4 separate regions of the Homo sapiens genome follow, and regions 1, 3 and 4 are each linked to region 2. A link is a loop called in an ENCODE intact Hi-C map of the cell type or tissue named here. Cell type or tissue: Calu3. All regions are shown on one strand.

Evidence for each region. Hi-C counts contacts between places; a loop is a spot of excess contacts. Peaks named below come from ENCODE experiments on the same cell type or tissue, not always from the same donor. Only the 100,000 strongest peaks of a DNase experiment are listed, where the experiment ranks them.
Region 1: it touches region 2 in a loop (4-fold over the local background); 37 of 110 quality-filtered maps call a loop at or near these places.
Region 3: it touches region 2 in a loop (4-fold over the local background); 12 of 110 quality-filtered maps call a loop at or near these places.
Region 4: it touches region 2 in a loop (5-fold over the local background); 8 of 110 quality-filtered maps call a loop at or near these places.

What each region holds. Positions count from the first base shown.
Region 1 is chr13:47,771,194-47,779,193 of GRCh38, forward strand. No RefSeq gene overlaps it. Among named protein-coding and RNA genes, the nearest start is that of LINC00562, 160 kb to the right of the region's middle. In Calu3, a CTCF peak has its summit at 3,137; DNase peaks (open chromatin) are centred at 2,818 and 3,118.
Region 2 is chr13:46,970,445-46,978,444 of GRCh38, forward strand. No RefSeq gene overlaps it. Among named protein-coding and RNA genes, the nearest start is that of HTR2A, 77 kb to the left of the region's middle. In Calu3, no CTCF peak of the experiment used is centred here; a DNase peak (open chromatin) is centred at 3,657.
Region 3 is chr13:47,590,399-47,598,398 of GRCh38, forward strand. No RefSeq gene overlaps it. Among named protein-coding and RNA genes, the nearest start is that of LINC00562, 340 kb to the right of the region's middle. In Calu3, no CTCF peak of the experiment used is centred here; a DNase peak (open chromatin) is centred at 4,623.
Region 4 is chr13:47,452,927-47,460,926 of GRCh38, forward strand. It overlaps the pseudogene RN7SL700P. Among named protein-coding and RNA genes, the nearest start is that of LINC00562, 480 kb to the right of the region's middle. In Calu3, no CTCF peak of the experiment used is centred here; no DNase peak of the experiment used is centred here.

The DNA of each region.
Region 1 (8,000 bases), 800 kb after region 2:
ATTTAGGATAGTTTGCTGTTCTTATTGAATTGAACCCTTTACCATTATGTAATGCCCTTCTTTGTCTTTTTTTGTACCTTTGTTGGTTTAGTCTGTTTTGTCAGAAACTATGATTGCAATGTCTGCTTTTTTCTGTTTTCCATTTGCTTGGTAAATTTTCCTCCATTCCTTTAATTTGAGCCTACGTGTGTCTTGGCATGGGAGATGGGTCTCTTGACAATAGCATACTGATGGGTCTTGACTCTTTATCCAGCTTGCCATTCTGTGTCTTTTATTTGGGGCATTTAGCCTATTTACATTTAAGGTTAATATTGTTATGTGTGAATTTGATCCTGTCATCATGATGCTAGCTTGTTATTTTGCAGACTTCTTTATGTGGTTACTTTATAGTGTCACAGGTCTGTGTATTTCAGTGTGTTTTTGTAGTGGCTGGTAATGGCTTTTCCTTTCCATATTTAGTGCTTCCTTCAGGAGCTCTTTCAAAGCAGCCCTGGTGGTGGTGGATTCCCTCAGCATTTGCTTGTCTGAAAAGGATCTTATTTCTCCTTCACTTATGAAGTTTTGTTTGGCTGGATATGAAATTCTGAGTAGGAAATTATTTTACTTAAGAATGTTGAATATTAGTCCCCTTAGTTCCCAATCTCTTCTGGCTTCTAGGGTTTCTGCTGAGAGGTCTGCTATTAGTCTGATGGGTTTCCCTTTGTAGATGGCTTGGCCTTTCGCTCTGGCTACCCTTAATATTTTTTCTTTCATTTCAATGTTGAAGAATCTGATGATATTATAGATCTTCTCATGGGGTATCTTACTGGGGTTCTCTGGGTTTCTTAAATTTGAATGTTGGCCTGTCTTGTGAGGTTGGGGAAGTTCTCCTGGATGATATCCTTACGTATGTTTTCCAACTTGGTTCCATTCTCCCAGTCTCTTTCAGGCACCTCAATCAGTCATAGGTTCAGTCTTTTTACATAGTCCCATATTTCTCAGAGGCATTGTTCATTCCTTTTTATTCTTTTTTCTCTATTCTTGTCTGCCTATTGTATTTCAGAAAGACAGTCTTCAAGTTCTGAAATTCTTTCCTCCACTTGGTCTATTCTGCTATTGATACCTGTGATTGCACTGTGAATTTCTCATGTTGTGTTTTTCAGCTCCATCAGGTCAGTTATGTTTCTCCCTAAACTGGGTATTCTGGTTATCAGCTCCTGTATTGTTCTATCATGATTCTTAGCTTCTTCACACTGGGTTACAACATTCTCCCGTAGCTCAGCGTAGTTCATTTTTAGCCACTCTCTGAAGCCTACTTCTGTCAATTCAGGCATCTCAGCCTTTGCCCAGTTCTGTGCCCTTCCCAGAGAGGTGCTGTGGTCATTTAGAGGAGAAGAGGCACTCTGGCTTTTTGAGTTTTCAGCCTTGTTGCATTGATTCTTTCTCATCTTTGTGGGCTTATCTACTTTCCATTTTTGAGGCTACTGACCTTTAAATGGGGTTTTTGTGGGGTCTTTTTTGTTGATGTTGATGTTGTTGCTTTCCATTTGTTTGTTTTTCTTTTCATAGTCAGGCCATTCTTTCACAGGGCTGCTGCAGTTTCTTGGGGGATCGCTCCAGACCCTAGTTGCCTCAGTTTTCCCCTTACCTGGAGGTATCACCAATGAAGGCTGTGAAATAGCAAAGATGGCAGCCTGCTCCTTCCTCTGGGAGTTCCATCCCAGGGGGCTAGTGACCCGTTGTCAGCCTGGATGCTCCTGTAGGAGGTGTCTGGAGACCCCTCTTGGGAAGTCTCACCCAGTCTTGGGGGACAGGATCAGAATCCTTCTTGAAGGAGCAGTCTGGCTGCTTTGGGTAGAGCAGGTGTGCTGTTTTGAGGGGAACCCTTCCTCGTCCAGACTGCCTGGACTCTCCAGAGCCAGCAGGTTGGCAAGGCTGCATTGACTGAACCACAGAGATGTCAGCTGCACCTCCCTGAGGGGCTCCATCCCAGGGAGAGATCCGAGTTCTTTCCATATAACCTTGGCTGCAGTTGCTGAAATTCCTGCAGGGAGGCCCCACCCAGTGAGGAGGGATGGATCAGGTTCCCTCTTAAAGACGTTTTCACTTTGTTGAAACACAAGGGGAAAAAATAAGCTATAAAGTGTTATGTTTATCAAAGTATAAAATAATGATATCCTTATATCTTTTTCTCTTTTGACAGACATTAACTTCTCAAAGGAAGTGATCAAGATCAATTGGAGAGTGTGCTGCTAATGAGTAAAACATGAAGGACTGGAGGAGGATGAAAAGTCATTCTCTTATCTAGCAAGGAATGACAGGAACTCATCTTAATTAGCATGAAAGGAAAACCACCATGGAAGGGAAGACTTTTAGGGAAGGTGTTGGGGTTCCTACCTTGTTAAGGTAGGAAGTGTAGATAGTCCTAAACTTCAAGAAAGTTAATGCAATGAGACCCTTCATAGTGCAAGAGGTGAAAGGGTAAAAGTTGCCCAATCCCTAATAATATAAATTTGCAAAGAGACCTAAGGAATTGTTTTTTGTTGTTTTTTGTTGGGTTGTTTGTTTGTTTTGAGATGGAGTTTCGCTCTTGTTGCCCAGGCTGGAGTGCAATGGCACCATCTCAGCTCACCACAACCTCCACCTCTCCGGTTCAAGCAATTCTCCTGCCTCAGCCTCCACAATAGCTGGGATTACAGGCATGCGCCACCACGCCCGGCTAATTTTGGTTTTGTTTGTTTGTTTGTCTGTTTTTAGTAGAGACCGGGTTTCTCCATGTTGGTCAGGTTGGTTTTGAACTTCCGACCTCAGGCGATCCGTCTGCCTCCGCCTCCCAAAGTGCTGGGATTACAGGCATGAGTCATCGTGCCTGGCTAGGCATTGTTTTGCAAGGAGCAGACTCCAGTGTCAGTTTGTTAACAGTGCTCTTGGGGCTTCTGGTGCCTTGGAAAATGACTTCAATGGGCCAGAAAGAATTGGGTGTCAAAAGCTGTATCCCTAAGAACTCAAGTGTGTGATACCCTTTACTAAACATGACAAAGAAACAGTGGGTTATACACCACTGAAGACTAACCTTTAAAGATTCTCAGTGGCTTACACAGACCTGAGCCAGAAGCAGGCTGGCAGCATCTGTCAAAATGACTGACTGTTCACAGTGACACCGTGTGGCTGCAAGAAGTAATGACAATATCTGACCCATCTCCATGTTTCCCTCACTAATCGCAACCCTTACATACATGTAAGTCCCTAGAGTTCATAAAATATCAGGAAGCACACTAAAAGGAAGATGCTGTGAACTTCCTCCAAATCTGGCATTAGCGAGTTCCGCTTACCTTGTGGTTTTTTCTGTTGTTGTTACTGTTAAAATGAAAAACAAAGAAGTTACAGCCATAATTGTCCTGTAGTACTGTATATATAGCAATTCAAACTGGAAAAAAAATTTGCAACTCATATCACAGAAAGAGGAGCCTTTTTAAAGATCCCTGGAATCCTTTTTATAGAGGAATTATATTGGAAACTCTGGAACTAGATACACCAGAAACTATCAGTCTGAATCCAAGGGGGCTCCAGGCCCCCAACCTCCACAGCTGTGTGGCTGCCTGTGTGGCTGCAGAGGATGATGTATGGCCCAAGAGCACTGCAGAACACTGGGTCAAACCCAGTTTCTGGATGACATAAAACTGGGGAAGAATTTAAATCAGAGGATGATATCACCACATATCTGTGTGCTGCAGAGGATGTTTTTTAAGGGTATGAAGAGGACTAGGTAAGAGTGGGAACAAGATGGCAAGAGTTTCACCAAAGGACAGACAACCTTTTGACAGGTATCAGGTCATAAATAATGTTAGACATCTATACAAGCAAAACATGCCGAACTGAATTTATTCATAAATATAAAGTCTATTCATAAATTATTATAACAGGCAAGAAAATCAATCACATAATACTAATAAGAAATCTCTGACTACCTTGGAAATATGACTATCATCACAATATTCTTAAACACTTTTCTGTTGAAAAGTTGTTTTATACTAGATTTTTTTTCCTCAAATCCAGCTTGTAAAAATTATTTTCATCAAAATGCACTCAAATTCCACTGAAAACTAGGGGATTTAAATGTGTTGTGATGAAATCATGTTTCCAAGCTAATTTTTAGGGAGAATCTAATAAAAGAATTCTTAACAGAAAAGTACAGAGTGCCTGCTGGGATAAAAATGAAGTGAAGTTTCAAGCAACTTTTGAGTAAAAATCTGGTAGAAAACACTATTTTTAACAGAAAATGTGAAAATTAAGCATGTTGTAATGCATGTCATGTTTTCAAGCTAGTTTTGAGAAAAAAAATCAGTAAAAAAACAACATTTGAAATAGAAACATTTGGGATTTAATCCTGTTGTGTTTTCCAAGCTAGTTTTGAAGGACATTTTAGTATAAAAGACATTAATAACAACAACAACAACAACAAAGAACAGTTCAGGAATTAAGCAATACTATTGAAACAATGGACACAGACTAACCCTCCGGAGGTACCCTCAAGTTGACATGAGATTGTCCTAAATATGTCAGAAGTGGTCAGGCCTTTGTGTCATCTGCTTCTCAGCTTTCCCCAGTGACCAGGTATAGAGTGTAGGCTGTCCCCAGGTTTGGGCCAGAAACTTGGGTGAAGCAGTTGCCTTTACCTCAGGGCGATTCCCTAGAAGTGACTGAGCTGTGAGCTGTCAGCAGCCTGGGAAGTGAATGCCGGAGTCCTCTTTGGGGGATCTGGGTAGTGCTTGCAACACTGTGGGCAAAGAGCATCTGCAGGACATTCAGGGAATTTAGGAAGAGGTATGAGACGACACCACAGAGAACTCCAGGTACATCAGAGCTTAACAGTCTCACTAGCTCCAGAACAGATGTCTGAATGAAGATTCAAGTTCTCAAACAGGCAGCAAGAAACTGTTTTAAAATATTTAAACAAGAAAAAGGGAGGGAAGCTAAACAAGGTAACCTTTTTCACCATGTGGAAACTGACATATTCCAACACCACATGCTGTTGAAATACAAGAGACTACTTAGAATAACAAAAGCAAGTTCTATCACAACTTCAGATGAGAAAGTCTGGGATTGCCTTGATGCAGCTGTGTTGTAGTATGTACAGGATGTGGAAGAGAGTTTTTCCTAATTCCCAAAATTTGAAGCCAGCTACCCCAAGCTGAGACCAAGAAAACAACACATAACACACAACTAGAGATGGACACCCACCACGGAAGACTCTCAAAGTTCACTGCCCATCCCTCTCTTAGTCTATAAATGCAAACCTGAGAATCAAAGAAATCATTGGAGGATACAAGTCAATGGAAATGCAGTATTCATTATGAGTTTTCCCCACCCTTCCCTGGGATCCCTATCTCAGGTCAAGCAAGCAACTGGCCAAGAGAATCATTCTACTTGGCCACCAGAAGTGATACTAGCATTTTATTCTCTCACTGGGCAGTGGCCTTGCTGATCTCTCTGTGTGTCTATTTGAGAAAAATGCAAGAGCATGGGGACAGGGTTGCCAGATAAATTATACGATGTATGGAACTTACTTATACTAAAAAATATGCATTGTTTATCTGAAATTCAAGTTTAACTGGACATCAATCACTTCTTGGCCCTTTGGCTAAGATCTAGTGCAAATTCAGCTGGGTGTCCTGTGTTTTATTTGCTCAACCCAGCCATTGGAATTGGGAGGAACAGCAAAGCAGAAAGAGCTGGAGGCAGATGAACAGCGGAAAATGGACAAAATTGAAGGTAGCTGGACTTGAGCCAGCTTGCAGATGCCCACGCAAGATCCTGCTGGCAGGTGGATCCCAACAATGAGAACCTGTAGAGTGGATTGTCTGGGATGAAGACTCTATAGAGGAATCAGAAAAGATCAGGAACCTGCGGGGAAGCTCCAAAGCGTTCTACAAAGAACCCACTCACACATATGTCCTGAAAGAGGGGAATGCTTGTCCAAGAGACATTTACTCAAAGCCAGAGAAGCAAAGTAACAGCAGAAAAATGATGAAGATGTCAGACAAGAAACACTGTGTCTTTCCATATCCCTCCACAGCTCCTACCAAAGGAGACAGAAACCCAAAAGAGCAGAGGTGGAGGAAGAAATGAAAGGGCAGGTTCTGCAAGTCTCCTGACCACAGACAGAAAGGGGAAAGGAGGATGATAGAAAATAATCATTAAATTGGATGTCCAGTTGAAATTTTAAGCTGGGTCAGTACATTCATTATTGATATAGGTTGGATGTTTGTCCCTTCCAAATCTCATGTTGAAATGTGATTCCCAGTGTTGGAGGTAGGGCCTGGTGGGAGGTGACTGGATCATAGGGGTGGATCCCTCATGAATAGTTTAGCTCCATCCCCTTGGGGATAAGTAAGTTCTTGCTGTTAGTTCTAGAAAGATCTAGTTGTCTAAAAGTCTGGGACCTCTCCTTTCTCTCCCTCTTGTTCCCTCTGTCACTATATGACATACTGGTTCCCCTTCTCCTTCCACCATAATTGGAAGCTTCCTGAGGTTATCACCAGGAGCAGATGCTGGCACCACACTTCCTGTACAGCCTGCAGAACCATGATCCAAAACAAACTCTTCTTTCTTATAAATTACCCAGCCTCAGGTATTTCTTTATAGCAATACCAGAATGGACTAACACAGTTTGGTCTCTTATAAGAGATGTAGTGGCTTAAAACCACACACATTTACTCTGTTTCTATGGGTCAGGAATCTGGGTACAACTTAGCTGGGTGTTCTGCTTCAGGCTGCAATCAGGATGCTAGCTGGGGTTACAGTAATCTCAGGGCTCCACTGGGAAGAATCCACTTCCAAGCTCATTCATGTGGTTGTTGGCAGGATTCCATTACTTATGAGCTCTTAGACTGAGGGCCTCAGTATCTCCCTTCCTGTTGGCCAGAGGTGACCCTGAGTTCCCTGCCATATGGGCCTCTCCAACATGAGGGTCATTCCAGAAGCTGCCTCCCACAGACTGCATTAACAGAATAACTGAAAGTGATCTGAGGGCTATGGTGCTACCCAAAATGTCATTTATGGCTGGAGAAAGAAGCCTGAACAAAGCACAGGTGAAAAAGGCATTGGAGAAAAACATTCAAACATTTACATTTATATCCATCAAGTTCAAACAGTTCTATAAATTGGATAAAAGCATTTACCTTCTTAAAGGAGGCATCAATTGAGTAGTAAGGAAGGGAGACAGTGTGGTCATAGAGGGATCTCCTGAACTCATTCTTTTTTTTTTTTAACTTTTTTTTAAATTATACTTTAGGTTTTGGGATTCATGTGCAGAACGTGCAGGTTTGTTACATAGGTATACACGTGCCATGGCAGTTTGCTGCACCCATCAACCCGTCATCTACATTAGGTATTTCTCCTAATGCTACCCCTCCCCTAGCCACCCCCACCCAACCCGTGTGTGATGTTCCCCTCCCTGTGTCCATGTGTTCTCATTGTTCAACTCTTACTTATGAGTGAGAACAGGTGGTGTTTGGTTTTCTGTTCTTGCATTAGTTTGCTGAGAATGATGGTTCCCAGCTTCATCCATATCCCTGCAAAGGACATGAACTCATTCTTTTTTATGGCTGCATAGTACTCCATGGTGTATATGTGCCACATTTTCTTTATCCAGTCTATCATTGATGGACATTTGGGTTGGTTCCAAATCTTTGCTGTTGTGAACAATGCTGCAATAAACATACGTGTGCATGTGTCTTTATAGTAGAATGATTTATAATCCTTTGGGTATATATCCAGTAATGGGATTGTTGGGCCAAATGGTATTTCTGGTTCTAGATCCTTGAGGAATCACCACACTGTCTTCCACAATTGTCAAACTAATTTACACCGACAACAAAAAAAGAAAAATTCAGGCCAATATCCCTGATGAGCATTGATGTGAAAATCCTCAATAAAATACTGGCAAACCAAATCCAGCAGCACATCAAAAAGCTTATCCACCACAATCAAGTCAGCTTCATCCCTGGGATGCAAGGCTG
Region 2 (8,000 bases):
GTTTTGGGATCCTCGAAATGTCAGAGTGGTTCCAAGGGAGGGGAATGGGGATACTTAAAGGGTAGTGGACAGTGGCTCTTTATGAACTTTTATGAGAACATTTCAATACATTATAACACCATACAGCTGTACTAGTGCACACTGGCTGAATATTAATCATGTCTGACTCCAAAATTCTCTCTCCAGGATTTTTTTTTTTAGGTGAAACGAGCCCAAATATTGTAAAAGGTGATAATGGTGATAGTTACTATGATAGTAACAGTGAGAACAATGTATATATTCCATAAGGGATGGCTTAAGTTTTGATATATTTAATCAATAGAATATAATGGAGCCGGGCACGGTGGCTCACACCTGTAATCCCAGCACTTTGGGAGGCCAAGGCAGGTGGATCATCTGAGGTCAGGAGTTCGAGACCAGCCTGACCAACATGACAAAACCCTGTCTCTACTAAAAATTAAAAATTAGCTGGGTGTGGTGGCATGCACCTGTAGGTCCCAGTAACTTGGGAGGCTGAGGCAGGAGAATTGCTTGAACCCAGGAGGTGGAGGTTGCAGAGAGCTGAGATCATGCCACTGCACTCCAGCCTGGGTGACAGAGTGAGACTCCATATAAAAAAAAATATATATATATATATAAAAATATATATATAATGCAGCTATTAAAATAGTTATAAAGACTTTGATAACACACAAATGCTTATAATACATTGTTGACTTATAACACTGCACATACAGCATATGTTTATTTGAATATGCATATGTATAAAGAGATACACTAAAGTAGAAATAGTTATATTACCATTTAGTACCTTTGTTTCCTTTATTTTTCATTTTAGTGTGGCCATGTTAATTTAAGAACAAACAATCTAAATTTAAAAAGTAGACTAAAGCAATCAAACCCAAACTTAAGCTCACCTTTACTTTCAAACAGACATGCTCTTTTATTTATTCAACATAGTTATGACATTACTTCTGCCATGGACCTCCATCTTGAAAAACACTATTTTTGGAGTTGTGACTCTTTACATAAACAGAGTTATTATGATTTTATATATATATATATTTTTATATATATAATCATATATATATGATTATATATGTGTATATATACATATATACACATGTGTATATACATATAACTTATTTTAAGAAATCAACCCAGGTGCTTGTGGGAACTAGCAAATCTGAAGCCAGCAGGCCAGAAACTCAGGCATGAATTGATGTTGTATTCTTGAACCAAAATTTCCTCTCCAGTAAACCTGTTTTTGCTGTTAAGTTCTTCAAGTGACTGTGTGAGGCCCACCTGCATTGCAAGGATAGTCTCCTTTACTTAAAGTCAACTGATTGTAGATGTTAACCATATCTACAAAGTCCCTTCACTGCAACACCTGGATTAGTGTTTGCTTAAATAACCAGTACTATAGCCTAGCCAAGTTGACACATAAAACCAGCCATCATAAGCACTGACCACTGTCTGTATTTTCAATTCCTGTACTTATATTTCTGGGATCAAATAACAATTGGAACAATCCTTGGGATTTAGGATTTAATTGCCTTTCTCAATTCTATACATAGTTGCTATCACTATCACCATCATTTTCCTCCTTAAAATTCACCGATGGCTCTCTGTGTCCCTTGGAATAAAATGTAGGCTTCTCACCAAAGAGTCCATGCAGAATGTCTGAACTGGCTCCGGTCTTCCTCTTTATCCTCATCTTTTACCGTTCTCCCCTTACACATTATGCTTCTTCAGCCAGTCTCCCCGCTTTCCCCCACTAAGGCATATCAAGCTTCTCTTCTCTCCAGACATGTGCCCAAATTGCTTGTATGAAATGCTTTGTCCTCAGCACTTTCAACCATGTAATTCAGGCTTTAAAGTCTAGTTGGTATTTCTACATTTGTTAAAATTTGTTGGCATTTTATACATAGGACCCATCACATTCTGACAAATGTTATGAAATATCTATATTTTTATTTTGGCAGAAAATAAATGGAAGAAATCATGTGAAAAAACATTCTCATTGGCTTGATATGTACATATCTTTCTTCATAAATTGCTTTTGTGGCTTCTCATTTTAGGAACGGTTGGAGGGTAAGAAATAATTTGTTTTCTGAGCATTATGGTTATATTTGGCCACAAGCATTTACTACTGAACTTTAAGCTGTTTAAAATGGGGTTAAACTGTGTATGTAATAGGAAGGGGAAGATAAATGAATTATTTGCAGCTGCTTAAAGTTTCACATTGATGAGCTTCCAGCAGAAAGAGCTTGAGGCATGTGCTCTTATGACTGAGAAGCTGCCACTACGATGGGTATGGTAGAAATTGCAACAAGGTAATGGATACATTTTTACATTTTCATCTCTGGTTGAATATCTTTAATCTAAATATGTGTGGCATTGTTGTATTGCTCTTGTTTTAGAAATCCAGTTCTCTAGAAGGCAGTCCTAGTTGGTCCAGAATTGAGTAGCATTCATTAATAGTTTAGTTTGGCTTGTGTTATATAAGATTCTAAGCCAGTCCCTGTCTAATCAACATTGTAGCTGTTACTGTTATCATTTTTATTACTAGTCATATAATTATTACATTTCTAATGATAATGTTTTACATAAAAATTATTTTAAGGTTCAGAAGTATAACAGATACCTTAATTTGTATGTAAACGTTGAAAGACATTTTAAAAGGTGAGGCATGTTTAATTCTGATGAATAAAGACTTATGGGATATATTTTTAGTTTGTCATGCCCGTAAAACTCTAAATGACAATTTGTTTTGCAATATACATTCACCTTCTTCATTTTGATGGTCTCGTTTTTGCCTCTGCTTTTTAATTTTTTCTCATATTATTAATCTCTAAATTTGTGTGCTGTTGGATTTTGCAGGAAATCGCAGTTATTTAGTATAGACCTTCATTTCAGAGGTGAAAAAATTGCAGTTTGAGGAGAGTGTAGGGTCATATCAACATCTGTTAAGAGTACATAGTTTAGAACTGATGTCAGCAAGATGGTGGAATAGGAAGCTCCAGACCCTCTTCCTTCCTGTGAAGACATAAACTCAACAATAATACACGGACCAGTTCTCTTTGTGAGAAATCCAGAAACAAGAGGCTCCTGTGTTCCAGGTGATCTTGAAACCAGCGACATCATAACTGAGAGAAACATTTGTGGCACTCACTTGCTATAGTCTCTCCCCCTGGCTCACCGTGGCACAACTGGGAGAAAGTTTTCAATTCCCAGCTTCTTCTTGGTGAGGAAAATAGAAAACTGGATTGTACATTCAATGTTCAGAATTTTCCAGAGGCTTCTGAGGGTGTGATTTCTGTCTTGTATGAATCTAAGTGCAGACAGGAAAGAGCATCAGATTGGAGCCACTGAGAACAAACGCAGTGGTTTGGAGCACTCATTCACCATAACTACCTACTCCTGGCTTAGTGCAGAATATAAGCAGGAGAAATCCCTGATCTCTTGGCTTCTCTCTGGGGAATGAAAGAGTTACAGCATGCATCCAATGTTCTGGCTTTTCAGAAGGCTCCCTGATGCACTGGTTTCTGTCTTACGTGACTTGGAGCATTTATGGGATTTGGCATGTTCTAGAAGCTGTAGTAATGAGAAAGCTGGGCACATGCAGCATTCCCAGAAAACCTGCAGTACCACAGACAGACACCAGAGGGAACAAGAGGCTATGAGCTCCTGAAAAAGGAAACAAATTCCTTTAATCCGGAATTTATACACACAAGTACATAGGAAGCACATCCACAGAAAATCTTTGAAAGGCCCTCAGAATCTCTAACCAGGATGATTGGTGAAGGTCTCTCCCTGTAAGAAGCCCGATTGTAAAGAATGGAAGAGGTAGCTGTTTCTTTTGAAATGTGTGGATTCCAGCACAAAGTTACAAGGCACGGAAAGAAATGGAAATATGGCCCAATGAAAGGAACAAAATCTTCAGAAACTGATTTTAAAGAAATGGAAGGGCCAGGCACGGTGGCTCACGCCTGTAATCCCAGCACTTTGGGAGGCCAAGGCGGGCGGATCATGAGGTCAGGAGATTGAGACCATCCTGGCCAACACAGTGAAACCCCGTCTCTACTAAAAATAAAAAAAAAATAGCCGGGTGTGGTGGTGGGCACCTGTAGTCCCAGCTACTCGGGAGGCTGAGGCAGGAGAATGGCATGAACCCGGGAGGCGGAGCTTGCAGTGAGCCAAGATCACGCCACTGCACTCCAGCCTGGACAACAGAGCAAGACTCTGTCTCAAAGAAAAAAAAAAGAAAAAAGAAATAGAAGTATATGAGTTAACTGACAAAGAATTAAAACTGCCATAGAGATGCTCAATGAGCTGAGGAAAATGAAGTGTGAGCAAATTTACATTATCTTATCAACAGAGAAAGAGAATGTGAATAAGAACCAAACAAAAATTTTAGAGCTGAAAATTATAACTGAATTGAACTATTCTATAGAGGGGTTCAATAGCAGACTTGAACAAATAATTAATGAATTTGAAGACACATCATTTGAAATTATCCAGTTAGAGAAACAAAAAGAAAAAAATGAAAATGAGTTAAAGCCTAAGGAACTTATGAGACATCATCAAGCAGACCAATATTTGCAATATGGGAGTACAAGGAGGAGATGTGAGAGAGATAAGGGAAGAAAATATTTTTGAAGAGATAATGGCCAAAGATTTCCAAATCTAGAAAAGGAAATGAACATTCAAATTCAAGAAGCCCAATAGGATGCACTCCCAAAATTCCACATCAAGACATATTAGAAATGTAAAAAGTGGCAGACAAGGGGAGCAATTTGAAATTTTGAAAGCAGAAAGAGAAAACTGACTCATTCTAGCCTCCTAGAAGACTACCAGAAATTTTCAGCAGAAACCTTGCAATTGAGAATGGGATGCCACATTAAAAGTGCTGAAAGAAAACAACTGCCAACCAAGAATACTATATTCAGCAAAAGTATTCTTTAAAAATGAATAATAGAGACTTTCCCACATAAACAAAAACAGAGGGAATTCATTATCATTAGACCTGCCTTATAAGAAATACTAAAAGGAGTCTTTCAAGTTGAAATGAGAGGATGCTAGACAGCAACATGATAGCATATTAAAATATAAGGCTCTCTGGTAAAAAATATATAGGGAGCTGAACAATGAGAACACATGGACACAGGGAAGGGAACAATACACCCTGGGGCCTGTTAGAGGTGCGGAGGATGGGGGAGGGAGAGCATTAGGATAAACAGGTAATTCATGTGGGGCTTAATACCTAGGTGAGTGGTGGGTTGCTAGGTGCAGCAAATCATGGGTCATGTTTACCTTTGTAACAAACCTGCACATCTTGCACATGTATTCCAGAACTTAAAATAAAGTGGAATTACATTTAAAAAAAAACTCAGAATACTATAATGCTATAATAGGGGTGCATAAATCACTGAATTCTGATAGAGAAGTTAAAAGTATAAAAATATGACAGTATACTAATAGATATACAATATAAAACAATGTAATTTGTGACATCAATAACATAGAATGGTAGAGGGGGGACAGAAAAGCTTAGAGTGTATGCAGTTTGATATGATTTGGCTGTGTGTCCCTACCCAAAACTCATCTTGAATTGTAATCCCCACTTGTCCAGGGAGGGACCTGGTGGAAGGTGATTGGATCAGGGGAGCAGTTTCCCCCATGCTGTTCTTGTGATAGGGAGTTCTCACAAGAGCTGATAGTTTTTTAAGTGTTTGGCAGTTCTCCCTTTGCTTGCTTGCTCACTCTCTCCTGCACCTTGTGAAGAAGGTGCTTGCTTCCTCTTCACCTTCTGCCATGATAGTATGTTCCTCAGGCTTCCCCAGCCATGCAGAACTGTGAGTCAATTAAACCTCTTTTGTTTATAAATTACCCAGTCTCAGGTAGTATCTTTATAGCAGTGTGAGAACAGACTAATATACAGTTGAAGTTAAATTGTTATCAGGTTAAAACAGCTTCTTATGATCATAAAATGTTTTGTTAGTCTCATGGTAAGACACAAAAAATACCTATAGAATATATATTAAAGAATATAATGGAGTCAAAGCATATCACTAAAAAAATCAAAACACAAAAGGAAGAGAGCAAGAGAAGAAGAACCAAAAAGCTACAAGACAGACAGAAAACAACAAAATAGCAATAGTAAATTTTCTTTATCAGTAATTACTTTAAACAGTTTAATAAATTCCTCAAAGGACATGAAGTGAATAATTTAAAAAATTCAAGTGTATGCTACAAGAGCCTCACCTTAGATGTAGGAATGCACATATGCTGAAAGGGATGGAAAAAGATACTCCATGCAAATGGTACCAAAAAAGAGCATTTTTTAATGTATATTTATGAACTGCAACATGGTGTTTTGATATATGTATACATTGTGGAATTATTAAATCAGGCTAATTTAATTCCATCAACTGATGTGCTTATATTTCTGTGGTAAGAACATTTAAAATCTCTTAACAATTTTCAAGTGTACAGTACATTATCATTAATTATAGTCACCCTGCTCTGTAGTAGATTTCCAGAACTATTCCTTCTAACTGGAACTTTGTGCCCTTTATCATCATCTCCCCATTCCCGGCCCCTTTTCCTTAGCACTTGGTATTCATCATTCTACTCTCTGCTTCTAGAAATTTGATTTTTTTTTTTTTTTTACATTCCACACATGAGATTATACAGTATTTGTTTTTTCTGTGCCTAGCTTATTTCACTCGGCATATGCCCTCTAGGTAAATCCATGTTGTTGCAAAGGACAGAATTTTATTCTTCTTAAAGGCTGAATGTTGTTCCATTGTGTATATATAGTATATTTTCTTTATTCATCTTTTGGTGGACACTGACTGGTTCCTTATCTTACCTATTGTGTGGATAATGCTGCAATGAACAGGGGTGTGCATATATCTCTTCAACATACTGATTTCAGTTTCTTCGAATATATACCCAGTTGTGGGAATATTGAATCATATGATAGTTCTGTTTTTAATTTTTGCAGGGATATCCGTACCATTTTCCGTCATGGCTGTACTAATTTACATTCTCACAAACAGTATGCAAGGGTTGCCTTTTTCCATATCTTCATCAACACTTGTTATCTTTTGTCTTTTTGATAAAAGTCACTCTAACTGGTGTGACCTGATAGATTATTGCGGTTTTAATTTGCATTTCCCTGATGACTAGCGATGTTGAACATATTTGCATATACCTTTTGGCCATTCTATATGTTCTTTTGAAAAATGTCTATTCAGTGCCTATTCTTAAATTGTGTTGTTTTCTTGCTATTTGGATTGTTTGGATCCCTTATACACTTTGGATATTAATCCCTTATCAGATGTATGGTTTACAAATATTTTCTCCCATTCCATAGAAACAACATTCTTGAGCAACCAGTGGACCAAAGATGAAATCAAAAGAGAAATTACAAAATATCTTGAGACAAACAAAATGAAACACAATATACCAAAGCTTACTGAATGCAGAAAATAAGTATTATGATGGAAGTTTATAGTGATAAATGCCTATATTAAAAAAGATGATAGATCTCAATAAACAATCTAATCTTATAGTGCAAGGAAGTAGAACATGAAGAACAAGCTAAGCCCAAAATTAGAAGGAATAAAAAGATTAGAGAAGAAACAAATAGAGAATAGGAAAGCAATAGAAAAAAATGGATAAAACTAAAAGTTGTTGTTTTGGAAAGATCAACAAAATTGAGAAATCCTTAGCTGGAGTAAGAAAAAAGAAGACTCAAAATCAGAAATGAAAGAGGAGATATTAACAACTGATGCCACAGAAACAAAAAGGATTATGTATTAATCTGTTCTCATGATGCTAATAAAGACATACACAAGACTGGGTAATTTATTTATTTATTTATATTTTATTATACTGTAAGTTTTAGGGTACATGTGCACAACGTGCAGGTTTGTTACATATGTATACATGTGCCATGTTGGTGTGCTGCACCCATTAACTCGTCATTT
Region 3 (8,000 bases), 620 kb after region 2:
CTCTTTCAACCTTGAGTCCTTTTGTAGAAGCGCTAATCCCACTCATAAGAGTTGTACTTGTCCATTCTCACATTGTTATAAAGAAATACCTAAGACTGGGTAATTTAAAGACAAGAGGTTTAATTGGTTCTGCAGGCAGCACAGGAAGTATGGTGCTGGCATCTGCTCAGCTTCTGAGGAGGCCTCAGGAAGCTTACAATCATGGCAGAAGGTGAAGGGGTAGCAGGCATGTCACATGACCAGAACAGAAGCAAGAGTGAGGGGGGAGATGCTACATGCCTTTAAACAACCAGATCTCACAAGAACTCACTCACTATCATGAGGATAGTACCAAGGGGGATGGTGCTAACCATTCATCAGAAAACTGCCCCCATAATCCAGTCACCTCCCACCAGGCCCCACCTCCCACCTTGCAGATTACATTTTAATATAAGATTTGTACAAACTTAAACAAATTTACAAGAAAAAAATCAAACAACCCCATCAAAAAGTGGGTGAAGGATATGAACAGACACTTTTCAAAATAAGACATTTATGCAGCCAACAGACACAGGAAAAATGCTCATCATCACTGGCCATCAGAGAAAAGCAAATCAAAACCACAATGAGATACCATCTCACACCAGTTAGAATGGTGATCATTAAAAAAGGAAACAGGTGCTGGAGAGGATGTGGAGAAATAGGAACACTTTTACACTGTTGATGGGACTGTAAACTAGTTCAATCATTGTGCAAGACAGTGTGGCGATTCCTCAAGGATCTAGAACTAGAAATACCATTTGACCCAGCCATCCCATTACTGGGTATATACCCAAAGGATTATAAATCATGCTGCTATAAAGACACACGTATGTTTATTGTGGCACTATTCACAATAGCAAAGACCTGGAACCAACCCAATTGTCCATCAATGATAGACTGGATTAAGAAAATGTGGCACATATACACTATGGAATACTATGCAGCCATAAAAAAGGATGAGTTCATGTCCTTCATAGGGACATGGATGAAGCTGGAAAACATCATTCTGAGCAAACTATCACAAGGACAGAAAACCAAACACCACATGTTCTCACTCATAGGTGGGAATTGAACAATCAGAACACTTGAACACAGGGTGGAGAACATCACACACCAGGGCCTGTCATGGGGTGGGGGAAGGGGGCAGGGATAACATTAGGAGAAATACCTAATGTAAATGACGAGTTAATGGGTGTAGCACACCAACATGGCACGTGCATACATATGTAACAAACCTGCACATTGTGCACATGTACCCTAGAACTTGAAGTATAATAAAAAAAAAAAAAAAGATTTGGGTGGAGACATACATTGAAACTATATCAAGGGTGGTGCCCTCACAACATAATCACCTCCCAAAGGCCACACCTCTTAATACTGTTGTATTGGAGATTAAGTTTCTATTTGAATTTTGGAGAGAATACTATCATCCAAACCATGGCTTTCTGCCCCTGGTCTCCTAAAATTCATGTTCTTCTCACATACAAAATACATTCATTCCATCCCAATAGCTCGAAATATTCTTAACTCATTCCAGTATCAACTTTCAAGTTTGAGTCCAAAGTCTCATCTAAATATCATCTAAATCTGATATGGGTGAGACTCAAGGCACAATGCAACCTAAGGCAAATATCTCTCCAGCTGTAAAATCAGCTTGTTTGTGAAATCAAGCAAGTATGCACTTCCAAAATATAATCGTGGCACAAACATACGATAGGCATTCCCATTCCACAAGAGAAAACTAGGCAAGCATAAAGGGGTAACAGGTCTCAAGGAGGTCCAAAACCCAACAGGGAAAATAACATTAAATCTTAAAGCTTGAGAATAATCTTCTTTGACTCCATGTCCCACTTTTCAGACATACTGGGGCAGGAGTTGCATTCCCAAGAGTCCAGGGTACCCTGCCCAATGGCTTTTCTGGACACAGCCCACACTGCAACTCTAACAGGTTTGAGTCAGAGGCCTACAGCTCTCCCAAGCTGGCATTGCACACAGGTGGCTTTTCAGGCCTGGGGTCTCAGGGATGGCCCTGCTCCAGTGGCTCCACTAGGCATTGCCCTAAGTTGGGGCTCTCTGCAGTGGCCCTGACCCTAGGGCTCTGCTGGGCACTGCCCTAATTGGAGCTCTCTGTGGTAGCCCCACTCCTGCAGCAGGTCCAAAGCGTGGGCCTCAAGGTTCTCTGAGGCACCTTTGAAATCTAGGTGCAGGTAGTCATGCTCCCTCAGCTAATGCACTCTGTACACCTGCAGAGTTAGCACCTTACAAACACCATCAAGGTTTATGGCCTGTATCTTCTGAAGCAGGGACCCAAGCCCCACTGAGGCGCATTTGAGGCACAGCTAGTGACACTAAGGAATGCTGCTTTGAAATTCAGGGAGCAGAAACTTGAGAAGGCCCTGAGCAGTGAGCTCTGAGGTCCCTCTCTTGAAATCATTCTGCACTCTGGGCCTGTAATGGGAGTGGCAGCCTAGAACAACTCCAAAATGCCTCTGGAGTCATTCTTCCATTGTCTTAATGACTAGCACCTGACTTCCACCTATTTATACTAATCTTCTTTTCAAGTGTAGCTTTGTCACACCCTTGGTATTCTCTCCCAAACTCAGTTTGTCATTCTTTATATGGCCAGGCTAAGAATTTTTCAACTCTTTAAATTCTGCTTCTCTTTTGACTATAACTTCTGTCTTTCATTATTTTCTCTCTTTTCAAATTTCACTATAAGCAGCTGAGAAAAGCCATGTGGCACCCTGAACACTTTGCTTAGAGATTTCTTCTGCCAAATATCCTAGTTTATTGCTCTTAAGTTCTGCCTTCTACAGAGCATTAGGACATGGACATAATGCAGCCAAATTCTTTGCCACTTCATAACAAGGATGGCCTTTCTTCCAGTTTTCAATAAGATATTCCTCATTTCCATCTAAAATCTCATTAGAATGATCTTTACTTTCCATCTTTCTACCAGCATTCTGATCATAACCACTCAGATCATCTTAAGAAGATTCAGGCTCTGTTTACAGCTCTCCTCATCTTCTGAGCTCTCACCAGAATTACCATGGCAATGTAGGCTTTTTCTAGCCTCCACCGCTACAATCTTCCAGCATCCACCCATTACCCAGTTTCTTGGTATAAATTTGTTTGGCCTGCTATAACAAAATACTCTGTGTAGTTTATGAAGAATAGAAATGTGTATCTTACAATTCTGGAGGCTGTGAAGTCCAAAATCAAGGTTCCAGCAGGTCTAGTGTCTGGTGAACACTGTTTCCAAGATGGTGCCTTATTACTGTATCCTCACATGATGGAAGGCAGAAGACCAAGAGAACACTTCCTTCAACCTTGAACGCTTTTATAAGGGTGCTCATTCCATTTATGTAGGCAGAGCCCTCATGACTTAATGACCTTGCAAAGGCCACATCTCTTTTTGTTGCATTGGGAATTAAGTTTCAACATGAGTTTTGGAGAGGACACAATCATTGAAATCATAACACACAAGCTCAAAGATGTGTTATGTAGGCACTGATGATAAAGCCTAGAGACTGTAATGATCCTGGGCATTTGAAATTGCTGAGAGATACATAATAGGAATATGAAGAAATAGGTAAGAAATAAACTTTTTTTCCCATAGCTCACAGGCAATACATCCTCATTATAAAGAAAAAAAGATTTGCATGATCAGCATGAAAGAAGAAATCATGAATTGCACTTAGCTAGGACAGAACGTAAGATTACCCTGCATTTAAAAACCGGAAAATCGGCACACACTGGAAATCCTTATTTGAGCCTGATGATGTGATAATAAACTAGAGCTGTTTTAACCACTTTTTGTCTTTGTTTTGTTTTCTATAAGACAATTTGCCTCTTGGCCTGTACCATTCCACCAAAACTACCCTTCAGAGGTCACTAGTATCTTCCTCAGCACTGCCAAATCCAATAAACTTTTTCTAGTTCTCGCCTTGATTGACCTAATTCAGCACTGTTGACGACTCTCACTGCAAAGCTATCCTTTCACAAGCCTCCCTCTTCTGCTTCTCTAACATTTTCGACAGATTGTTTTTTGTGTGTTTTAAATCACCTCTTATAAAGACTCTCATCCCATGCCTTCACTACAGGGGAACCTCAGGGTTTTGTCCTCAGCCATATGTATTTTGTTTTAATCTAAACTCCTCATGCCCCAAACTATAGCACTGGCTGTTCCAGCACACCATGAACAGGAGGTTCTGCCCTCTATGCTTTTGTTCATGCTTCCTCCTTTGCCTGTAACATCCTTTCCTCTCCCTTCTTTTCTGTCTATGGAAACCACTTCCTTCAATATCTAGTCAAGTGTTACCTCATTGGTGAAAGTGTTCCCTGATTTGCTGTCTCAGTTAGCATTTTTTGCAAAAATCACTCCAAAATGTAGTGGTTTAAAACAGCAACCATTTATTTAACTCATATTTGATGGGTTAGAAATTTAAGCTGAGCTCAACTAGGCAGCTCTTCTGTTTCCTGCAGTCTCAGCTGGGATTTTTTGTGTGTCTGTGCTTAGCTACTGACAGGCTAGTGTTGGAGATTCTTAGCCAGGAGACCTGGCCTCTGCTCCACATGGTCTCTCATCCTCCAGCAAGCTATCCCAGGCTTGCTCACATGGTGGCAGCAGGGTTCCCACAACAAGAGAGGAAGTACATAATAGCTCTTTAGGCCTAAACTCAGAACTGGTACACTGTCACTTCTGATCCATTCCATTGGCCAAAACAAGTCACAAGGCCAGCCCAAATTCAAGGGGTACAGAAATAGATTCCATGTCTGCATGGGAAATTACAAGGGCATGGACACAGGAAGGGGATAAATTTGTAACCAGTTTTTGCAACATACCACACTCCCTTATACAAAAGGAACACTAATCACTCTCTTCCCATGCAATATTGTTCAAATCCCAAGTGCAATATTATGTTATTCACTTAGCTGTACTCCTTTTAAAGAAAAAATATCCTAGTGGACTACTACTGTGCCATCTACATTTCCCTATAGTTGGAGTTGGAATAGAGAAGCCATATTTTATTTATCTTTGTATACGTATAGCTCCTAGCGCAAGGTTTGATACCAAGTAAGTGTTCAATGTATACTTACTAAATGCTGATTAAAATAAATGGATGACTTTTTTATCCAAAAATGGTTTCTGTAATTAACTGTAATTGTTTTTGCAGAGTTAATGGTGGTCAGTCTTTTTATCAAAGATTTAAAAACAATGGTAAATACTTCTTAATTTCATGTTCCCAGATTTCTTGAAGTTTACAACTTTGTCTTTACAAAAGTGCTTCTCAGATTTTAAAAAGTCTAGAATCCTTTTATGTTTTGTTTTGTTTTGTTTGAGAGATGGAGTCTTACTCTGTCGCCCAGGCTGAGTGCAGTGGCACAATCTTGGTTCACTGTAACATTCACCTCCCGGGTTCAAGAGATTCTTCTGCCTCAGCTTCCCAAGTAGCGGGTGAGGGGTGAAGACAGCTGGGCTTCTAGGTTGGGTGGGGACTTGGAGAACTTTTCCGTCTAGCTAAAGGATTGTAAACACACCAATCAGCGCTGTGCCTAGCTAAAGGTTTGTAAACTCACCAATCAGCACTCTGTAAAAATGCACCAGTCAGCACTCTGTGTCTAGCTAAAGGTTTGTAAATGCACCAATCAGCACTCTGTAAAATGGACCAATCAGCAGGACATGGGTGGGGCCAAATAAGGGAATAAAAGCTGGCCACCCAAGCCAGCAGCACAACTTGCTCAGGTCCCCCCTTCCACGCTGTGGAAGCTTTGTTCTTTCGCTCTTCACAATAAATCTTGCTGCTGCTCACTCTTTGGGTCCACACCACCTTCAAGAGCTGTAACATTCACCATGAAGGTCTGTGGCTTCACTCCTGAAGTCAGTGAGACCACAAACTCACCAGAAGGAAGAAACTCTGGACACATCTGAACATCTGAAGGAAAAAACTCCAGACACACCATCTTTAAGAGCTGTAACACTCACTGCAAGGGTCTGCGGCTTCATTCTTGAAGTCAGCAAGACCAAGAACTCACTGGAAGGAACCAATTCCAGACACAACTGGGACTACAGGTGCATGCCACCACGTCCAGCTAATTTTTGTATTTTTTTTTTTAGTAGAGATGGGGTTTCACCATATGTTGGCCCAGCTGGTCTCAAACTCCTGACCTCAAGTGATCTGCCCACCTCGGCCTCCCAAAGTGCTGGGATTACAGGTGTGAGCCACTGCACCCGGCCTAAACTCCTTTTAAAGAAAAAATATCCTAGTGGACTACTGTCATGTTGACATAAATTACTGATCTTATGCTACTCAACATGTACAAACATAAAATTTGATATAACTCTTGTAACTCTTAAATAACTATAAAAAACCAATATAAAAACTGCAAAGCCAATAGAATTCCAATTAACATTAATTTAATGTGACACATAATCTTGATTTGCTAAAATTAAATCACTGCTTACAACAAGAACAGGGATTGATTTGTTATTGTGCAGGTTCATTTGAGTTGGTATGCCTATAATAAATATTGTAGGGGCATGCCCCTGTGTTCATAATCTCAGGTGTACCTGAAAATCATTTTCTTCATTACTTCAGTTTCTCAATTTAATTTCTCTTTTTAGCTGTCATCTGCCATGACAGTTGAAACTTAATCTCAGTCAGTTGAGGGTTTGTCTTGCTTCTCTCCATGACTGCACTTAAGTTCTGTTGTTCTTAGATGGTACCAAAGTGTATTGAGTTGGGAGAGGGATGTATAGTAGGAGAAAGGGTGGTGGAACAGAGAAGGTCACAGTCTGATCTTCAAATCCTCCACCCACACCAGTGCTTGTGGAGAAACCCATTGTCAACATATGCTAGTTACCATGAAGAATTCCCTCATTTCTATCCATTGCACTCCTTCAGTTTCCCAGTGCTCTCTTCTCATGTCTACGCCTAGCTGAGGCACAGAAATGTGCATCACACGGTCAATCATTCCATCTTCCCAGACATACTCAATAGCCATAATCCATGTGGGTTTTGCCACCTCCAGAGGACTCTCTAACCCTAGAAGCCAAGTCCAGATATCCTCTACTCTTGGGTTCCCCAAATATATGTTAAGATTTATCATTCCCTACACAGTCTGTATAGGAATCAAGATGCACAGGAAAGTTGAAGGATGATAGGGCTCTTCTAGCCTGTCTGCTAAAAACTGTATAGACGAAAACAATTGTTTAATATTTTAAAAATATTGAGTCACATTGCCATTTGCTGTTTGACAACTTAGTTATCCCTTCACTTTTATCTACTCAAACTTCTACTCTAGCACACCGTGGCATCATTCAGCTGTCACTTGGCATTAACATTCATATTCATATACAATCTGCCTATTTTTCTCACGAACACATAGCAAACTCGGGCACTGAAATCAAGTGGAAATATTCTACCATATTTCCATAAAAATAATGCAGACATATAAATAATCTAGAATATTCATTTGTTGAAGAGGAGGGATGGCGTGAGTTTGGATTCCAAATGAAAATATATTATCTGAAAAATTTTATAAAGAACTCTCAGGGGTCTAAGAATACATGTTTTAGTCTCAGGAGGCTGGGAACTCCACTTTGAAAAAACATAGAATTACAACAACCTTCTCTTTTTTCAACCCACTTTCATGAAAAGAGATAAGTTCAAGACTGGTAAGTGGTTTTTAGTTTGATTATCTTTTAGTTTTACTTTCAGATGACATTTTGTGGACATATATTACATCATCAGTGAGACACTTCCAGTTATCCCTGCCATATGTCTTACTTCAGGGAAAGACCATTCTTAGTTTCTGCAAACCTACCCAGTGTTATTGCCTGTTTCCTGACCTCTGCCTGGAAAGCATAGTGTTTGATCCTTTTCTCCATGCAGTGCAAATTCTTATTAATTTTAGCATTTTACTTTTTTCTGCTATTATTCCTCAGTTTTTGTCAAACTCATTTTTACCTTCTGTCC
Region 4 (8,000 bases), 480 kb after region 2:
CTAGGGGTGAGAGGAGGGAACTTAGAGGATGGGTTGATGGGTGCAGCAAATCACCATGGCACATGTATACCTATGTAACAAACCTGCACGTTCTGCACATGTAACCCGTTTTTTTTTAGAAGAAATAAATTTTTAAAAAAGAAATTTCTCAAAGTTCCACCCTCTAATCACCTGCTGCAGAAACACTGGGTACTTTTTTTTTTTTTTTTTTTTTTTTACATAAATGCAGATCTCTAGACCCCATCCCAGATCTGCTGAATCTGGGTAATATCCAGGAATCCACATTCTAAACAAGCCTTAGGTGGTGTTTATATACCCTAAAATTTGAAAACCCCTGATATTAATGCATCTTAGTTCCTGTAAGGTGTTCTAGTCCTTTATCCCTTTACAGTGCTACTTTGAACCTAGAGGTACATCTTTGATTAACTGGAACTTTAAAGGTCAATGTTCCTGTAGAGAAAGACTGGAAAACCTTTCCAGTTTACATTTGAAGCAGTGTATTCATTGCTAGAAAAGAAGGAACAAGTTGATTTTACTCTGGAGCAGCAGATCCACCTTCTGAGGTTCCCATTTTTATAATTTTGGATAAGCTTGCAACTATCTTTGTGAGACCTGGCACCCTCACACTCAGCTTGCATCATTAGCCTTCACATGAGTCCTGGACAAGTTCAACAGGGAACCTGTCCTTGAAAAGCTAATGAGATCTTCCATAAGCATGTATTGCTTTCACTGATTTAAAATAAATATGTAACAGAAAGGACTCCTTTTCAAGCTAAAGGGAAACATGGAAGTGTGCAAAAGGAACTGTGTCAGGGTCCAGAGATTTGCCTCTGTCAACAGTGTGTTCTGGGACTTCAGGTGGGCACTACGTTCTCAGCAATCATTACTAATTTCTAAAGGTAGTGAGGTTGGATTTAAGAACTTCTATGCTTCCTTCAAACATCAACGAAATGTGTTTTATTTTTTCCTGTAAGGTTTAAAAATGATTTAATTTACAGCTATTAGTTTTAACAGAAAATTGTTAGTTTCCATATGTGTAAAAGTCTAAAACTAGCACTGAGAATATGCATTGTGAGGTTTTTAGCCCATATTTGAAATACAGATGTTATAAAGCATTATTATGCCTCAGAGGAAGTTTGGAGTTCTGAACACTTTGATTTGCTAAGATTACACTGCAAAACATATCAGTAAAAAGTATTTGAGGAGTAATTTTATTTCAGTAAAAGAGACTTCATATTAGCTATTTTTATTCATAAAACATCCTAAGGAATATGTATTTCAATATTACTATGTATAGAAATTATTAATAACACCTTGATCTCTTAGTTCTTTCACTAGAAAGAACCTAGATTTTCTTATTTTTATTTTTTTAGATTCATGGAGTACATGTCAGTTTTGTTACATGGATATATTGTATAGTGGTGAAATCTGGGCTTTTAGTGTACCCATCACCCAAATAGTGAACACTGTACCCAAGAGGTAATTTTTCAACTCTCTTCCACCCTCCCTGCTTTTGAAGTCCCCAGCATCTGTTATTCCCTTCTGTCTGCCCACACGTACCCATTGTCTAGCTCCTACTTATGTGAGAACACATGGTATTTGATTTCTCTGTTTTTGAGTATTTCACTTAGGATAATGGCCTCCAGCTCCATCGAGTGTGATACTGGTTTCATAGAATGAGTTGGGGAGAAATATCTCCTCCATTTTTTGGAATAGTTTCAGTAAGATTGGTACCGGCTCTTCTTTGTATGTCTGGTAAAATTGGGCTATGAATCTGTCTGGTCCTGGGCTTTTGTTAGGACATTTTTTATTACTGATTTAATTTCATTATTGGTCTGTTCAGGATAATCTAGATTTTATATTTCAAACGTCTCACAATTTCTTCTACTAACAGCATTTTAGTAACTCAGTGATACCCTATTCTATGATCCATATCTCCTAAATTATCTTTAAACTTTAAGCTTTAAAAGTGATGAAATAATTAAGATACATGGTTTATATCTCAGATACTAACTTCTCTGGAGTACACTCTCCAGTATAAACTGTACTAGAGAATCTGAGAATGGAAAGAATCCTAACCAGATTATCATTTATCGTCTTGCCATAGCTCCACTGAGCCATCATAAAACGTGTGGAACAGCAGGATTCTTAATTGTCCTACATGACAAGGCTAATGTTTTTGAATTCATTCATTATCCAGAATTTTCCCCAAAGTCTTGCCCAAGCTCCAAAGAATGTAACTTGAGGCTTAAGTTTCCTTTCATTGTTGGTTGCATAATTCTCTGAGAGGCAATGACAAGAAAGTCCTTCCATCCTGAAAGCTAGGAAACACTGACCTTTAACTTAAAGCCTTTCTTAAGTTTGAAAATATGACGACTGTGTGTGCAAAATATTCTAAGTCCTATAGAATGCCAGGCTGATACAAATCTAAGTTCTGCTTCTTTTAAAAACAACACTTTAAACTTCAAACTAAGCCTTTTCTTATGTAAAAATTTCTGCAGTAGCAAATTGAGGGCCCTGAAAACATTTCTACCAGTAAAACTGATTCCACTCTCTCCCCAGACCTCCTTAACAGAAAGCAGGAGCAATAATCAAGCCCTTTGCACCTGCATCATTAGCAGCTCATGTCCTTATCCAGCAAGTACAGTGTTACCAGAAATCTTCCATCTTAGACTGTGAAGAGTCCTGGGTTTTAATTTGCACCTGTGTGTATTTCATTAAAGCAATGAGCCTCAAATTTTACAATACCAAGGTTCAGATTACACAAGTAAATGGGACTTACTTTGTATAATGCATTGTCTACTCAGTAGCCACTCTCTGCCAGCTCTGCCCCCATGTGACCAATGTGCTGTAGGGCATATGGGTCAAAGAGAAAAATGCAAGGGAAACAGATTGGTCATGGTATTACAATTAATGGTCATGTGTTTTTGGTTCTGCATTGAAAGAGAAGTAGCTGTAGTTTAGTGAACTGGTTATTGCATATGATTTCAAAAACCCTAAGTTCAAATTCCTAGTCTGCAACTTAGTGGTGTGTGGCTTTGAGATGATCACTCAACCTCCCTGAGATTATTTCTTCATCTATCAAAATCAGGCATGATGACAAAAGAATACACATATAGATCAATGGGTCAGAATAGAGCCCAGAAATAGACTCACACAATACAGTAAGACAGTCAACTGATCTTTGGCAGAGGTGCAAAGGCAATTCAATGAAGAAAGGATAGTCTTTGTCTTTTCAAGAGATGGGACTGGAACAATTGGGCATCCACATGCAGAAAAATAAACCTAGACTCAGACTTTATGCCATATGCAAAAATAATTAACTCAAAATGGGTCATATGCCTAAATGTAAAATGCAAAACTAGAAAACTCTAGAAGAAAACACAGGAGACCTGTAATCCCAGCACTTTGGGAGGCCGAGGCGGGTGGATCATGAGGTCAGGAGATCAAGACCATCCTGGCTAACAAGGTGAAACCCCGTCTCTACTAAAAATACAAAAAATTAGCCGGGTGCGGTGGCGGGCGCCTGTAGTCCCAGCTACTCGGGAGGCTGAGGCAGGAGAATGGCGTGAACCCGGGAAGCGGAGCTTGCAGTGAGCCGAGATTGCGCCACTGCAGTCCGCAGTCCAGCCTGGGTGACAGAGCGAGACTCTGTCTCAAAAAATAAAAATAAAAAAAGAAAAAAAGAAAAAAGAAAACACAGGAGAAAATTTAAATGACCCTGGGGTTGGCAATTACTTTTTAGATAAAATATCAGAAGCACCATCCATTTTTTTAAAAATTGGTAAGTTTGACTTTACTAATCAAAGACTTCTTCTCTATGAAAGACATTATTAAGAGAATAAGACAAACCACAGACTGGGATAAAATATTCATAAGAAATATAACTGACTTAAAAAAACACGTGTATCCAAAATATAAAATTGGACATAATGAAAATTATACAATTATACACAAGACTTGATTATTGTTCTTGCTCCTGATTTCTGTAAAGGAAGTTTGTGAAGAGACAGTGGAATCAGTTTTGCTGAGAGAAATGTTTGCAGGGCCCCAGATTTGCTACTGTAGATATTTTTAGGGATGAAAAGGTTTAGTTTGAAGTTTGAAGATTTTTTTAAAATAAAGCATAATAATAATTTAGATTTTATCAGTCTGGCATTCTGCAGGACTTAGAATATTTTGCACATATAGTCATCATTTTTTCAAACTTAAGAAATAGGCTTTAAATTGTCTTGGGTTAATGTTAAATGAGATATCAATTTTAAAAGTTTCTGACATACAAATAAAATTCAGTAACAGTTTCCTTTTTCTTAGTAAGTTTTTTATTTTTTTATTTCAATAGGTTTTTGGGGAGCAGGTGGTGTTTACATGGATAAGTTATTTGGTGGTGATTTTTGAGATTTTGGTGCACACATCACCCGAACACTGTATACTGGACCCAATGTGTAGTCTTTTATTCCTCGCCATGCCCCAAACTTTCCCCCAAGTCCCCAAAGTTCAGCGTATCATTCTTATGCCTTTGCATGCTCATAGCTTAGCTCTCACATGTGAGTGAGAACATACAATGTTTGGTTTTTCATTCCTCAGTTATCTAACTTAGAATAAATGGTCACCAATTCCACCCAGGTTTCTGTGAATGCCATTATTTTGTTTCTTTTTATGGCTAAGTAGTATTGCTTAATTTGAGGGCAAATATAATAAGTTATAATGCAGACATATAACTGCATATACATGTCTAAATATAGACATTTGATTTTCTAAGTGCCACATTCACTGGCTCACAAGATACACTTTCTGGGGATGACAGTGGATATTTTCTTATTGCTTCACTCATCTAGCAGTTATTTCTTAAGAAGGAAGCAGCCCAAAAGAATTCCCAGTTTACAACATGTCCAATTCTATGTCTTCTGTGTGAAGAATTAATAATGACTCATGCTTTCTGGGAAAGACAGAAAATGACAATCATAAATGCTTATGAAAAGGATATTTAAGATTACACAAAGTATTACTTGGATCTATACCCATTGCAAATTGTTCCAAAACTTGTTACTCATAAAACCCAAATTCTTGCCTGGGCATGGTGGCTCAAGCCTGTAATCCCAGCACTTTGGGAGGCTGAGGAGGGTGGATCATGAGGTCAGGAGATGAAGACCATCCTGGCCAACATGGTGGAACCCCGTCTCTACTAAAATACAAAAAATTAGCCAGGCGTGGTGGTGCGCACCTGTAGTCTCAGCTACTCGGGAGGCTGAGGAAGGGGAATCACTTGAACCTGGGAGGCGGAGGTTGCAGTGAGCCGAGATCGTGCCACTGCACTCCAGCCTGGCAACAGAGCAAGACTCTGTCTCAAAACAAACAAACAAACAAACAAATTCTTTGGAGAAATTCAAGATGATGGATAAGAAATTCAACTTATAAAATCACTCAGCAATATCTGGTTACTATTTTTATGAGTAAAGAATCAAATTGTACAATATTTAAATGATATGCTATCTTCATAATATGTTTTTCTCATATTTTAATCCCAAAGTAGTAAGTTAGGGGAATATAAGTTAATATCTTATTTTTTGTAGCAAGATGGGCTTCAAAATGTTCTGCTATATTGACTCCTATCAACACGGGCTGATTGGTCTACCTGAAGGAGCATGATCTACCATGATCCATTCCTTCTCTGAACATCTATCATTGATTTATTTAGAACCAGCACCAGGCTGACTGGACCTTTACTACTAGTCAATATGCCTAAGCTTTCTCTCCCCCGATGAAATACAAATTTCAGTAACTGCAAAGACTTTGTCTTACAGTTTGTCAAAATTCTCAGAGCAGGGTCCAGGAGACAGAGCCAAAAAGAGTTACAAAAGAAGTAAAAACTATGGACCCTGATAGGAAAACTAAAACGGGTATCTAAAACAATACAAAAAGCTGATAGGTATCCTTCTCTTTGGTAATGGAATAATTGTTACATCCTAAAAGCTAACAACCCACATAAATCTGACAATTTTTATTTATATTTTAGAGACAGAGTCTGGCTATGTTGTCCAGGCTGTAGTGCAGTGGATATTCACAAGTGCGATCCCACTACTAATCAGCACAGGAATTTTGACCTGTTCCATGTTCAACCTGGACCAGTTCACCCCTCCTTAGGCAATCTGGTGGTCCTTCGCTCATCATATTGATACCAAACTCAGTGTGGACACTCAATCAGCATAGAGCACTACAGCCCAGAATTCCTGGTCTCAAACAATCCTCCTACGTCAGCCTCCCAAATATTATAGCTGGGACTATAGCCACACACCACTGTGCCCGGCCTAACAATTTCTTTAATGGGAATATTTTGCAAAGAGGAGGATTCTTGTTCTACTTTGCAGTTAAAAAAAATAGGAAAACACCCAAAGTAAGGTCGCTGGACAGAATATACATTGTATCTACTCTGGCTCCATGTATTTAAGTAGATAGCATGTTAAATAAACTTTCTGGAGGGAGCTGGAGTTAAGTCTTAAAGCAAGAAAGGATATGGGGAGGAGGGCAGGTGATAGTGCTGGATGAGCCATGAAACAGGAATTAGTTTTAACAATAGCACAAAGTGTATTAAAAATAAACAACCCAGTGCTAAAATGTAGAGCCCTTTGGCATATACAGAGGAAAGAAGATGGAAAGAAAGGAGGAATTGAGTTGATGGAGGGCACTGATGAGCTTGCTGACAGTATGCTGCATCTCAAGCAACTTACTTAAACTTCCCTCATTTTAAATGTCATTGCGTAAAAGTGATCTCCAATGCCCCCTGTCTGCCATGTGTTTTTTCAATCGAGCACTTTTCATAACAAAAGCCTTTAGGATTAGCTGCCTCTTGCATTGGTAGCTGTGAGAAAGAACCTGAAATTATTACCAACTGAAACTGGAGAAAGAGGGCTTTAATGTGGCCTCCTGTGGTGTGGGCTAATGCCAAAAGGGGTTCAGACTTATAATACTAAGGACACATATCTCATAATCCTTTTCCCAAAATTTTCCCCACAGATTGAAAGTCGCAGCTTTTATACTGGGGTGGGGAAAAAACAAGTCAGGTCTGAAAGCGGGACAAAAATAAATCTCTCTCTTCAAAAGTCTGATTAGCATTCTGGATCTAGATCTTGGGTGAGTTTATACTTCTCTTCCACTAATAATTCCTTCCAGTCACGATACTGTCCAGTGGAGATGAAGTTTGAGCAGTTCCATCTTTCCTACCAGATGATTGTGGGAAGTGAATATGCTTTAAATATAATCAGCCTATTATCTAGCTCAAGGAGTAAAGTGTTCTTTTTAATTTGACTATCATCACCCCATAAGAAGCGCATCCTCCATATGCTGAAGTGCGGTAACCTGTGGGCTGCAGCTTTGCTTTTGCACTGCAGATTTTTCAATGTAATTGCATGTAACACTTTATTTATAGTAATGTAAAAGTACTTAAAATCCAATTACATAGCTGGAAAGTGCATATCTCTAAACAGATGCAGAATAATTAAAAAGAAATCCAGTACATATCTATAGAAACTCTTTAGAATTAGCAAAATGACTTATTTCAATATCCTCTGAGCAGCTCCTCTGGTTGAATTGCCAGCCTATATTAGGTACATTAGCCTAATACACATTTCATATGGCTTAATGGGGAATTAAAATGTAGTTTCCTTGCATTTGTTTTTCTTTTTTAGTTTATGACCCAGATAATTCCTGTAGTAGTGATATGTTTCCACGAATTTCCTTTGCCCAGAGATGGTTTGAGTGAGTACAGTTCCTTGCTGGGGCCAACCTTGGAGGTGTTTAGTGGTGGACAGAGGGTAAAAGGATTGTGTTTTCAATGTGGATAAGAAAAGTGTGGCTTTATGAGATGATATTTGCTGACTGCATCAAGCTTCCTATATTTCATATCTAAAAAAATCATAATTGGGAATTCCACCACCCTGGGAAATCCCTGGTCATTATCCACTCATTCTAAGAGCAGATAGGAATACCATGAATAATGGAAA